4 separate regions of the Homo sapiens genome follow, and regions 1, 2 and 4 are each linked to region 3. A link is a contact called in ENCODE Hi-C or POLR2A ChIA-PET data. All regions are on one chromosome and are shown on one strand. The core of a region is the stretch at or near the end of the contact, and the rest is flanking DNA. Distances in the headings are between cores, read along the strand shown.

Region 1 (3,148 bases), core at 457-2,956, 880 kb after region 3:
CCTAGTCAATGAGCAGCTCATGATACATGTCTGAAGGAGCTCAGCTGAGAACAGAAGAATGGCCCCACTGAGCCCAGCCTAAATGGCTGAGCATTTCAATTATGAGCAAATCAGTTTTGGATGGTTCATTATGCTGCCATAGTTAACTAATATGTGCACCCAGTGCAGATAGAATGCCAAGATTTAATAACAGGTTGATTACTAGTTACCTTCTAACATTGGGCACCATAAAAGTACTGATATTTTTCCCGATTTAAAGTTAGATGTCTTGTAAGATAATGTTGAGAAATGCAGAAATATGGCCAGGGGTGGTGGCTTATGCCTATAATCCCAGCACTTTAGGAGGCCAAGGCGGTTGGATCACCTAAGGTCAGGAGTTCAAGACCAGCCTGACCAACATGGAGAAATCCCGTCTCTACTAAAAGTACAAAAAATTAGCCGGGCGTGGTAGTGCATGCCTGTAATCCCAGCTACTCGGGAGGCTGAGGTAGGAGAATTGCTTGAACCCAGGAGGCAGAGGTTGCAGTGAGCCAAGACCACACCATTGCGCTTTAGCCTGGGCAACAAGAGTGAAACTCCATCTCAAAAAAAAGAAATGCCGAAATACATGTGGACATGTATGCATGTGATTGTGCTTATATTCACTCAGTTTCCCACACCACAGAAGAAAACAGGTAACCACAGCCTGAACATTAGAGTCGAGGTCAAATAGCAAAATAAGTTTGCCTTTAATCTATTTTCTTCCTATGTAAACATTAAAGGTCAAGACTGTGAACAGATCTGAAGACATAGTTTTTTTTCTCCTGTGGCCCATCATCCTTTGCTCACTGTCTGATCTCTGAAAGAAAGATGGGCAACAGGTGGTAAGCAGTGGTTTACCTGTGATTTATTCCTGCTGCCATCAGCTTTTTCTATAGCCACTATTTGTTTCACCCTCGGAACTGAAAAGAGACGTTGATAAATAGAGGCTGTCCCCTCACCTGTGGCAGAAAAGGGGTGTTCAGGCCCTCCACCCCCACTGACATCACAGCTGTACTTCAATGTGGCAGCTATTGGCCATGTGTGGCTCCTGGGTGCCTGGAATGTGGCTGGTCTGAACTGCGATGTGCTAGAAAGGTAAAATACAGAATTAGTTTCAAAGATTTTGTTTCAAATGTATTTATATTTCATTAATAATTACATATTGCTCACATATTAAAATGAAAATATTTTGAATATATTGGGTTAAATAAATTGCTACAATCAATTCCACTTGTTTCTTCTTTCTTTTTAAAGTTTGGCTACTAGAAAATTTAAAATTCACCTGTGACTCACATTTTATTTCAGAGGATTGCCTGTTCAAAGGACCAGAATACAGGAAGGTCATAAAATCTAAAATTTTAGAACAATTGTTGTTATACTTTGTTCATTTGTGAATAGCCATATAATATATTATTTTTGAATGCATATAAATTGATACACAAGGTAAGGGCAAATACTCTCTGGTGTGAGCCTGGCTCAGCTCAGGAAGGAAGCCCTGTCTGAAAAGGCTGCAGCCTAGGCTGTCACTCGCTCTTCTTTCAGCCCAGCATCTGATCACATCTTCTGTCACTCAGGGCCTGAAAAGAAGGTGCCTTAAATATCATCCAATCAGAGACGCTGGGCTGGGAACCGTCCAATCAGGAACGCAGCTGGTGCGGATAGGGCGGCTTCCGGGATGTGGCGGGGCCTTTGTCTCTCGCTGCAGCCTGAGCTCTAGGTCTTGTTTTCCCTGCTTTGTGTTTTCTGCTCGTGGACGCCCAGCCTCTGTGGCCCTGTGGCCTGCAGGTATTGGGAGATCCACAGCTAAGACGCCGGGACCCCCTGGAAGCCTAGAAATGGTGAGAGTGCCAGGTCCGCCATCCCGAGGGGGAAAGGGGTTGGTTGAAACCGGTGGGAAGCGGCTGTGGCGGGACTCAGGCCTCCCTGTAGTCAGCTCCACAATCTGCGCTCCAGTTCTTTTTGCCCAGCTCGGCCCCAGTTCCTCCAGCCATAAGATGGCGGCTGCGCTGACAGCCGGCCCGGGCGTCCTGTCTCTTCCCTGCGCAGTGACTGTGCCCTGGACTGGAGCCCTCTCTGGGCAGCTCTGCATTCGCAGCACCGCGTCTCTCCCAGATTGAGCAGGGACCACGGGAGGGTTGTCAGGGGAGAATCCTGACTCGGGGTGCGGGTTCATGAAAGAGCTTTGGGCTGTGGGGTTCCCAGTTCCTCTTTTTTTCTGTTAAAAATGTATGGGGGGACGGGCGTGGTGGCTCACGCCTGTAATTTCAGCACTTTGGGAAGCCGAGGCGGGCGGATCATCTGAGGTCAGGAGTTCAAGACCATCCTGGCCAACATGGTGAAACCCCGTCTCAATTTTTAAAAATACAAAAATTAGCCGGGCGTCGTGGCGCGCGCCTGCAATCCCAGCTACTCAGGAGTTTGAGGCAGGAGAATCGCTTGAACCCGGGAGGCGGAGGTTGCAGTGAGCCTACATCGCGCCACTGCACTCCAGCCTGGGCAATAAGAGTGAAACTCCGTCTCAAAAAAAAAAAAAAAAGATGTATAGGAGTCACCGCAAAAATATTAAAGAACTTAAAAAGTGGTTCAAGTATTGTAGAGCACTCAGCTATGGTTTGTAGTTTGTGGTCCATGGGAGGAGCTTGAATAAAAGACTTTTATAAGGTGCATGATAAAAAAATCAAATTAGTAATTGGTTAGGTACAGTTATATAGTCTCTTAATTTGTACGATCGTGTTGGCAATTTTCTGGTTATGTGATCAGAATTTAATTGGCAGTTTATAGTTGGTTAAGCCTGAATTTTGTTTTCCCCGATGTGGTAATTTACTAAAAAATGAAATTTTAGTTAGATTTTTTTAAAAAGGAGGACCCCAGGGACTAGAGCCACCTCAGTCTAATTGCCTGCCACTGAATCATTTTCACAGTCCACAGGGGACTTCTTTTCCCCTGCATTTTTCACATATGTCTCAAGCAGGGTCTCAAGTCTACTTCTTACTCCCTGTTCTTCCAGATTAACTCTGATTTACAGTAAAATACTAAATTTCCAGTGTCATTGACATTCCCAAATGCCACCTTCCCCTCTCTGATACACATTATCAATTATTTGTCCTTTATTGTACATTTTATATTT
Region 2 (3,380 bases), core at 252-2,751, 520 kb before region 3:
TCGAGGCCTTCGGGATAGAGCACGCCGCGTTTCTGGCGCCGGGGCAGGCCGGCGATGTCCGAGTCGTCGAAGGGCATGCACCCGGTGACCATGACGTAGAGCACGACGCCCATGCTCCACACATCGTACTTCTTGGGGTCGTAGGGGATGCCCAGGAGCACCTCGGGTGACGCGTAGGCGGCTGAGCCGCAGTAGGTGGTGCTCAGGTCTGGGTAGCCATGGGCCTGGCGGCCGAAGCCGAAGTCGGTGAGCTTGACGCGGCGCTCGTCCGGGCTCAGCAGCACGTTTTCGCACTTGAGGTCGCGGTGCACCAGGTGATGATCGTGCAGGTAGCGCACGGCGCCGGCGATCTGCGCAAAGAGGTCGCGCGCCTGAACTCCGGGGATGCGCCCGTTGCGCTGCACGGCTTGCAGCAGGTCGGTGGCGGCCGCTTCCATCACGATGTACAGTTTCCCGTTGCACACCTCGATGAACTCGAAGACGTGCACGATGTGCGGGTGTCGCACGCCCCGCAGGATGGACAGCTCTCGCGGCAGGAACTTGTTGACGAAGTCCGGGGGCGCTCGCCGCCGGTCCACCACCTTGATGGCCACGGTACCCTTGTACTTCTTGGATGTGGCCACCTTCACCTTGGAGTAGCTGCCCTCTCCAATTGTGCGGCCCAGCTTATAACCGAGTTCGCTCAGAAGTTTGTCTCCCGACATGGTGGCGCCTAGGGCGCACGGGGGGCAGGAGGCGGCTGCTGTCGGGGGGCGGCCGGACTCCAATCTCGGGTCTAAGCCATGGCGCTTGGCACCTACACCCCCGCACCCCCATGTGCCCACTGCCAGACATTGGCCGCTGTTGTGCCTTTTATTGCCCCGTAACAATTTTTGCCTTGTGAAGTGACTGCGGGCGTCACTCCGCCTTAGGGTGGGGGTCCGGGACCCCGCCCCGGGGCCACCCTAGCCTCCCTGCTTTGTGACTCATAATCATCCTGAATGGTCAGTTTCCGATGAGAGGCCACTAGCAAGGGATACCCATCACCACCAGGGAGCAGAATCCGTTCCAGGGATTGGGGTGAGTCCGACTTCGAGCAGCAGCTGCCCCCCAACATCATGTACCCAGCCCGTGACTACGTGGAGCCCTGGGCTTCGCGTAGAGTCCCTAGACGGGGCGAAAACGGGAAAAGGGGCCTTAACTGGGGCACCTGGCTCCTTTGAGAGCTCGGAGTTTCTGACTGGCCTGCGCAACACCCCAGAGGCAAGGTGAACGCGAGGGCCTATAATGCAAGAACCAAGGCGAGTCACGCCCTGTCTGGGCAAAAGAGGAGTAAAGACCCCTCAGCTGCAGCCCGGCAGCGCATTCCTACCCAGGGTCCGCCGCCAGAGCTTTCCCGCGCGGTCGGATAGTTACACTACTGTCCGGGACTTCCTAGCCGTGCCGCGGACCATCTCAAGTGCTTCCGCCACACTCATCATGGCGGTGGCAGTAAGTCACTTCCGCCCGGGACCGGAAGTGTGGGATACTGCGAGTATGGCGGCGTCAAAGGTGAAGCAGGACATGCCTCCGCCGGGGGGCTATGGGCCCATCGACTACAAACGGAACTTGCCGCGTCGAGGACTGTCGGGTCAGTATCACTCTGCGCCGGGGTCTCAGAGTCTGGGCACTCGGGGCTCGGGGGCGGGGTTCCGGGGACACAGGCGGGCCTCAGTTTTCCCGGCGGTGTGACCGGAGGCGGAGCCCGGGGATCCATCATAGCTTCTGTAATAACGCTAAGTGCTGCAGTTTGTTGAGGTCTTTCCCAGCTCCTCTTCCTTCTCGTAACAGCCCAGGAAATCGGTCCCTCTAGTTATTTACGTTTTACAGTGGGTTAAACTGAGTCATAGCCTGTGCTCTGGCCCTCAGCCACCCTTGGATTTCTAAGATGGGGAAACTGAGGCCCAAAGAAGGCCGCGGCTCCCCAAGGCAAAGCTGAGGCCGCAACCCGGAACCTGGAGGGAATTTACAAGATGTTCTATGCAGTGGTTCCCTGCTGGCAGCCCCCGCCTGCATGGTGTCACAGGAATCCATATTCTTTAAATTTTCAATTTTTTTTTTTTGAGACGGAGTTTTGCTCTTGTTGCCCAGGCTGGAGTGCAATGGCGCCATCTCGGCTCACCGCAACCTCCGCCTCCTGGGTTCAAGCGATTCTCTTGCCTCAGCCTCCTGAGTAGCTGGGATTACAGGCATGTGCCACAACGCCTGGCTAACTTTGTGTTTTTAGTAGAGACGGGGTTTCTCCATGTTGGTCAGGGTGGTCTCGAACTCCCAACCTCGGATGATCCGCCCACCTCGGCCTCCCAAAGTGCTGGGATTACAGGCGTGAGCCACCATGCCCGGCGTAAAGTTTTCAAATGTTTAAGTAACACGTTAAATTTTGTTATCGGGCTCAGCACAGAAAATTGAAAAAGAGAACTTAAAAGGCGCCCATACTCAGTCCCCAGGTTAACAGACAAATAGAAACTTTTAAACGTAATCTAAGAGTGAATACATACATTTCTTTTTTTTTTTTTAAGACGGTATGGTTCTGTTGCCTGGGCTGGAGTGATTTCTTGGCAACCTCCGCCTCCTGGGCTCAAGCCATCCTCCCACCCCAGCCTCCTGAGAAGCTGGGATTACAAGCATGCGCCCAGCTTTCTGTATTTTCTATAGAGATGGGATCTCGCCATCTTGCCCAGGCTGGTCTCGAAGTCCTGGGCTCAAGTGATCCACCCACCTCGGCTTCCCAAAGTGATGGGACTATCGGCATGAGCTACCGTGCTCGGCAGAATGCATGTCTCTTAACAAATCAAACTTTACATTTAAATTACATGTTATGCACATTATTCCTCAATTTTAACACACACACAAAAATGAGCATGGTAATTAAAAACGTAATAATTCAGACAGTAGAAAAATCAGTGTGAGGTGAAAAGTCCTCCCCAGCCCCTTCTTGGTTTTTTTATTTTTTATTTCTACTTTTTGTAGAGACAGGGTGCAGCTATGTTGACCAGGCTGGTCTCAAACTCCTGGGCTCAAGTGATCCTCCAGCCTCAGCCTCCCAAAGTGCTGGAATTACAGGCATGAGCCACCGCGGCCAACCTCCTCTTGTTTTTCTTGTATCCCAGAACTGAGATTGGCAGACTTTTTCTATAAAAGGGACAGATGACAAGTATTTTGGGTTTGGCTGGCCAGAAAGTTTCAGTTACTGAGACAACCATTTACAAATGGAAAGTGTTCTTAGCCTGGGGGCTCTACAAAAACAGATTGCCTGTGAGCCAGGTGGCTCATGCCTGTAATCCCCACACTTTGGGAGGCTGAAGCGGGAGGATGGCTTGAGCCCAGGAGTTTGTGACCAGCCTGGGCAACATAGTGAGACC
Region 3 (3,041 bases), core at 391-2,890:
AATGGATTTGCTTTCAGAGGAAAGGTATACCTGATTTCTCCCAGGCACAATGCACCAACCACTCCACAGAGAGGCCACATTCCCATACCTGGCAGGGTTGCCCCTGAGAGGAGATGGCCCAGGGGCTGATATTCACTAGACACCTCAGGAGACACAGCCACTGTGGGCATCTCATGTCATCCCCAGACAGTTCTGAAACTCAAAACCAGGAAAATAACACAGGGTGGCTGAGGATGCATTGCCCTGTGAAGTTTCCAAAGTGGAACCTCAACCCAAAAACATTCTGATAAGGTGTCTGTGCCTAGGAAAGATTAAAGGGAGATTGGCACAAAGGTTTTTGTTTTTTGGTCTTTTTTTTTTTCATGGTGGAGTGTTGGGATTATTCTCTGCTTTCATCTCCTGTAAAATGTTTGCAAATGAAAAACAATTCTTTTTCTAAAAAGTGCCATCCGCTGCTCTTTGAAATAATGATCAATCAAAATACTGTGTCTGAAATGTACAAAAAAGGACTAATAGTTGATAATGTTGTGAATTAGAGAGGGGAAGTTGGTGTTGAAGAATGTCAGGAAAGAACTGAAAATTTAAAATTCAACTGCAAGTCAGAGTTAGGCTGGGGCAACAGAGTGGTAGCTTTGAGATTCTGTTTGTCACACATTTGGAAAATCCAAGAGAAAACCACTTCTGTGGAGTGTTAAATAAATAGCAGGCAGTTAGACTGAGGTGGCTCTAGTACCCTGAGTTCCTACATTAAAAAAAAAAAAAATCAAAGGCAAATACATTTCTTGTAAATTGCTACCTTAGGGGGAAACAAAATTCAGATTTTTCAGATTTAAGCAACCACAAACCTTCAATTAACTTCTGATTACATAACCAGGCAATGACAACCTGAATAGTCTAAATAAGATGACTACATAACTGGAACGAGTCAGTTACTGAATTCGGTTTGCTTCATCCTGCACTTTATAAAAAACTTTCCTTCAAGCTCTTCGGCTGGACCCCCAACCACAAACCGTGGCTGGGTGCTCTCTGAGCATAAATCACTGTTAACTTCAATAAGTTTTCAACATTTTAAAGGTGACTCCCATAGTTTTTAAACAGGAGAAGGAAAAGACTGAGGACCCCCGGGATCACAGCACTTCCCACGCACAAACCACACACGGGGTCTGGACTCTGCCCTGAGGACGCTTCCATTGTCCCCGCAGTCGGGGCAGACGCAAGAACGCGCGCGGCTCTTCCCAGGGTGGGCTCCGGGCGGGAAGCGGGAGAACGGAACGGGATGCCCGCCCAGGGTCCCGGCTGCTGGCCCACCTCGCATCCTGTGCCCGGAGGTGATCGACGGCCGAGCTGTGCCTGCCGGGGACTCCAGTCCGCAGACTCCGGAGCTGACAGCTGGGAGGCCCCAGTCCCGTCACTGCCGGTTCCGGCCGGTTTCAACCAGCCCTGCCCCCACCTCGGGATGCGCGGCCTGGCACACTCACCATTTTTCGGCTTCCGGGATGTCGTGGAGTCTTAGCTCTGGATCTCACAGCATCTGCAAGTCAGAGGGCAACAGAGGCTGCGACAGTCACCGGGAACTACTAGAGCAGAGGATACTAAGCAATGAAGATGGACCCTGAGCTCTGGCTGGAGCGAGACAAAGGCCCCGCCAGCTCCAGGACACCGCCCCCTCTACCTTGGCTGCGCACCTGATTGGACAGTTCCCACTCTAGCGCCCATGATTGGATACAGTTCCATGCCCCGCCCCCTCAGGTCATGAGTGACAGGAGGCGTGATCTGAGAATGTGTTGAATAAGGCAAGAGTTACAGGTTTTTCCTGAACCCTTTTCTGGCGCGCTTCCTTCCTGAATTGGAAACTGGCCCTTCCTGGGGAACATTTGCATTTAACTTTGTATATAAAGTTATCTTTATTTGTGAATAGTATACATATGTTATTCACAAATGGAAACAATATAATGACAATTATTTTAAAATCTCAGATTTCATCATTTTCCTAGCCTCCAGTCTTTTGAGCAGGCAGCCTAAGATGTCGCAAGGGAGGCAATTCTCTAAGAAATAAACTGTGAAGCACATATGAATTTTACATTTTCTAGTAGCCACATTTTAAAAAAGAAACCAGGCGTGGTAGCCTGTGCCTGTAGTTCTAGCAACTAGGGAGGCTGAGGCGGGAGCATCACTTGAGGCCAGGAGTTTTAAGACCAGCCCGGGCAACATAGCGATGATCCCATCTCTACAAAAAATAATTAAAAATTTAGCCAAGTCTGGTGGTGCACGCCTGCAGTCCTAGCTACTCAGAAGGCTGAGGCGGGAGGATCACTTGACCCTGGGAGACCAAGACTGCAGTGAGCCACGATCACACCATTGCACTACAGCCGGGGTGACAGAGTGAAACCAAGTTTAAAAAAAAAAAGATCTCTGAAGAAGGCATTTTCTCTTTCTGCAATTTAGCCAAGCAGCTGAGTATGTCTTGAAGTCATCTTCTAATTTTTAACAGGGCAAGGATGTTTTCTAAAACCCCAGTCTCCAGAGTTGCCATGGGGCAAATCCCGGCAGCATACATGAAAATCACTCACAGCTAATGCATTCTTCATCAGATCCAGTGCTTCTTACCCCTGGCAAATAAAAATCACCTGCGGGGTTGGGAGCGGTGGTTCACGCCTATAATCTCAGCATTTTGGGAGGCCGAGACGGGCGTATCACCTGAGGTCAGGAGTTCGAGACCAGCCTGGCCAACATGGTGAAACCCCCATCTCTACTAAAAATACAAAAATTAGCCGGGCATGGTGGCACACGCCTGTAATCCCAGCTACTCGGGAGGCTGAGGCAGGAGAATGGCTTGAACGTGGGAGGCGGAGGTTGCAGTGAGTCGAGATCGCGCCATTGCAGAGTGAGACTTCGTGGGGAGGGTGGTGGTGGCGGCGGGGGGTGTGGAGAATGACTGGAGGGGCGGGGCAGGATGTAAACTTAAAATCCCTGAAGCCCAAGTTGCAACAGACCAATTAAATTAGAATCCTTGGAGTTGGATCTGGGCAACAATATGGTTT
Region 4 (3,112 bases), core at 346-2,845, 980 kb after region 3:
TACATTATTAATAATTACACATTCCTCACACATTAAAATGATAATATTATGGACATATTGGGTTAAATTGTTACAATCAATTCAACCTGTTCCTTGTTTCTTTTTCAAGTTTGTCTACTAGAAAATTTAAGATTCACATGTGGCTCACATTTTATTTCAGAAGATTACCATCTTTTTAAAATCTGAGGCTGCCTCCTTTAGCCGGGAAGGTCATAAAATCTGAAATTTTAAAATAATTATTGTTACATTCTTTTCATTTTTGAATAGCCACTATATATATATAAATATAAATATATATAAAAATATATAAAAATAAAAATATAAATATATATAAAAACATAAATATATATAAATATAAATATGTATAATATATAAATATATAAAAATATATAAAAATATAAATATAAAAAATATATATAAATATAAATATATAAATATAAATATAAATATATATAAATATATACATATAAATATATAAATATAAATATATAAATATATAAATATAAATATATATAAATATATAAATATATATATATAAATATATAAATATATAAATATATATATATAAATATATAAATATTTATATATAAATATATATAAATATATAAATATATATAAATATATAAATATATATAAATATATATAAATATATAAATATATATAAGTATATAAATATAAATATATATAAATATATAAATATATATATAAATATATATAAATATATAAATATATATAATTATATAAATATAAATATATATAAATATATATAAATGTATATAAATACATAAATAAATATATAAATATATATAAATATATATATAAATAAATATATACAAATATATATAAATAAATATATATAAATATATATAAATAAATATATATAAATATATATAAATAAATATATAAATATATAAATATATAAATAAATACATATATAAATATATAAAATATATATAAATAAATATATAAAAATATATATAAATAAATATATATAAATAAATATATATATATATATATATATATATATTTTAGACAGAGTTGTGCTCTTGTTGCCCAGGCTGGAGTGCAATGGCACAATCTCGGCTCACCGCAACCTCCGCCTCCCAGGTTCAAGCGGTTCTCCTGCCTCAGCCTCCCGAGTACCTGGGATAACACACATGGGCCACCACAACCCGCTAATTTTATATTTTTTATAAAGACTGGGTTTCTCCATGTTGGTCAGGCTGGTCTCTAACTCCCGACCTCAGGTCATCTGCCCGCTTCAGCCTTCCAAAATGTTGGGATTACGGGCGTGAGCCACCGTGACCGGCCCCATATATTATTTATAAATGCATATGACCTTACACACAAGGTTAAATGCAAATAACCTCTGGGGTGGGCCTGGCTCAGCTCAGGGAGGAAGCCCTGTCAGAGAAGGATGCAGCCCAAGCTGTCACTCTTCTTTCAGCCCCGCATCTCATCACATCTTCCGTCAATCATGGCCTGAGGGGGCGGGGATTTAAATGTTATCCAATCAGAGACGCTAGGCAGGGAACCGTCCAATCAGGCACGCAGGTGAAGCGGACAGGGCGGCTTCCGGGTTTGGCGGGGCCTTTGTCCCTCGCTGTGGCCTGAGCTCCAGGTCTCGTCTTCAGCGCTCTGTGTCCTCTGCTCCTAGAGGTCCAGGCTCTGTGGCCCTGTGACCCGCAGGTATTGGGAGATCTACAGCTAAGACGCCAGGAACCCCTGGAAGCCTAGAAATGGTGAGAGTGCCGGGTCCGACATCCCCAGAGAGGGGAGGGGCTGGTTGTAATGGGTGGGAAGTGGCTGTGGCGGGACTCAGGCCTCCCGGCAGTCAGCTGCACAATCTGCGCCCCGAGTTCTTGCCCAGCTGGGCCTCAGTCCCCATCAGCCTTAAGATGGCGGCTGCGCTGACAGGCGGGCCCCAGCACGTCCCGTCTCTTCCTTGCGCAGTGACTGTGCCCTGGCCTGGAGCCCTCTCTGGGCAGCTCTGCATCCGCAGCGCCGCGTCTCTCCCAGACTGTGCAGGGACCACGGGAGGATCGTCACGGGAGAATCGTCACGGGAGAATCCTGACTTGGGGTGCGAGTTCATGAATGGGAAGAACTTTGGTCCTGGGTTCCTAGTTCCTCTTTTCTCCTATTAAAAATGTACAGACCGGGAGGGGTGGCTCACGTCTGTAATCCCAGTACTTTGGGAGGCCGAGGCGGGCGCATCACTAAGTCAGGAGAGTTCAAGACCAGCCTGGCCAGCATAGTGAAACCCCGTCTTTACTAAAAATACAAAAATTTGCCGGGCATGGTGGTACACGCCTGTAGTCCCAGCTACTTGGGAGACTGAGGCAGGAGAATCACTTGAACCTGGGAGGTGGAGATTGCAGTGAGCCGAGATAGCGCCACTGCACTACAGCCTGTGTAACAGAGCAAGACTCCGTCTCGGAAAAAAAAAATGTACAGAAGTCACCACAAAAATATTAAAGAAATTAATCAAAGAGTGATTAAAAAACTGTTGAGCACCCAGCTGTGGTTTGTAATTTGTTGTTCATGGCGGGGCTTGAAGGAAAGACTTTTATAAGGTGCATGATGAAGAAAGCCAAATTCAGTAATTGGTTAGGTACCGTTATGTAGTTTCTTAGTTTGTACAATAAAGGTGAAAATTTTCTGGTTGTGTAATCAGACCTTAATTGGCAGTATACAGTTGATTAAGCCTGAATTTTGTGTCTTTCAATGTAGTAATTTTCAAAACGATGCGCCTGAGTTAGATTTTTTTTTTTTTTTTTTTTTTTTTTTTTTGAGATGGAGTCTCGCTCTTGTCGCCCAGGCTGGAGTGCAGTGGCACAATCTCGGCTCACTACAACTTCTGCCGCTGCCTGTGTTCAAGCTTCTCCTGCCTCAGCCTTTTGAGTAGCTGGAATTACAAGCGCCTGCCACCCTGCCCAGCTAATTTTTGTACTTTTAGTAGAGACGGGGTTTCACCATGTTGGCCTGGCTGGCCTCGAACTCTTGACCTCAGGTGATCCGCCTGCCTTGGCCTCCCAAAATGCTGGGATTACAGGCGTGAGCTATCACGCCCAGCCACGTTAGATCTTTTTAAAAGTAGGAACCCAGGGTCT

Evidence for each region. Hi-C counts contacts between places; a loop is a spot of excess contacts on that map. ChIA-PET counts read pairs that join two places held with the same protein, here RNA polymerase II (POLR2A). Pooled maps may share reads with other maps.
Region 1: a loop to region 3 is called in a map of CD8-positive, alpha-beta T cell, with 7 times the contacts of the local background. The contact joins the promoter of ZNF85 here to the promoter of ZNF682 in region 3. A Hi-C loop is called at or near these places in 2 of 168 maps with a recorded cell type or tissue (CD4-positive, alpha-beta memory T cell and CD8-positive, alpha-beta T cell), 1 of 37 single-sample maps with no recorded cell type and 11 of 50 pooled maps. POLR2A ChIA-PET finds 5 or more read pairs at or near these places in 2 of 52 experiments (HEK293 and activated CD4-positive, alpha-beta T cell).
Region 2: a pooled map shows a loop between it and region 3 (9-fold over the local background). The contact joins the promoter of NDUFA13 here to the promoter of ZNF682 in region 3. A Hi-C loop is called at or near these places in 9 of 50 pooled maps.
Region 4: a loop to region 3 is called in a map of CD8-positive, alpha-beta T cell, with 20 times the contacts of the local background. The contact joins the promoter of ZNF430 here to the promoter of ZNF682 in region 3. A Hi-C loop is called at or near these places in 2 of 168 maps with a recorded cell type or tissue (CD8-positive, alpha-beta T cell and naive thymus-derived CD4-positive, alpha-beta T cell) and 11 of 50 pooled maps. POLR2A ChIA-PET finds 5 or more read pairs at or near these places in 1 of 52 experiments (CD4-positive, alpha-beta T cell).

What each region holds. Positions count from the first base shown.
Region 1 is chr19:20,921,545-20,924,692 of GRCh38, forward strand. ZNF85 (zinc finger protein 85) reads left to right here and starts at 1,707. Exons shown (of 4, transcript NM_003429.5): 1 at 1,707-1,859. The coding sequence starts at 1,857.
Region 2 is chr19:19,514,724-19,518,103 of GRCh38, forward strand. NDUFA13 (NADH:ubiquinone oxidoreductase subunit A13) reads left to right here and starts at 1,502. Exons shown (of 5, transcript NM_015965.7): 1 at 1,502-1,609. The coding sequence starts at 1,516. TSSK6 (testis specific serine kinase 6) reads right to left here and starts at 825. Exons shown (of 1, transcript NM_032037.4): 1 at 1-825. The coding sequence starts at 704. RefSeq lists a silencer at 1,071-1,190 and an enhancer at 1,401-1,680.
Region 3 is chr19:20,037,865-20,040,905 of GRCh38, forward strand. ZNF682 (zinc finger protein 682) reads right to left here and starts at 1,641. Exons shown (of 4, transcript NM_033196.3): 1 at 1,479-1,641. The coding sequence starts at 1,481. RefSeq lists an enhancer at 1,411-1,987.
Region 4 is chr19:21,019,062-21,022,173 of GRCh38, forward strand. It overlaps ZNF430 (zinc finger protein 430), which reads left to right and starts at 1,596. Exons shown (of 5, transcript NM_025189.4): 1 at 1,596-1,742. The coding sequence starts at 1,740. RefSeq lists enhancers at 1,286-1,879, 1,880-2,471.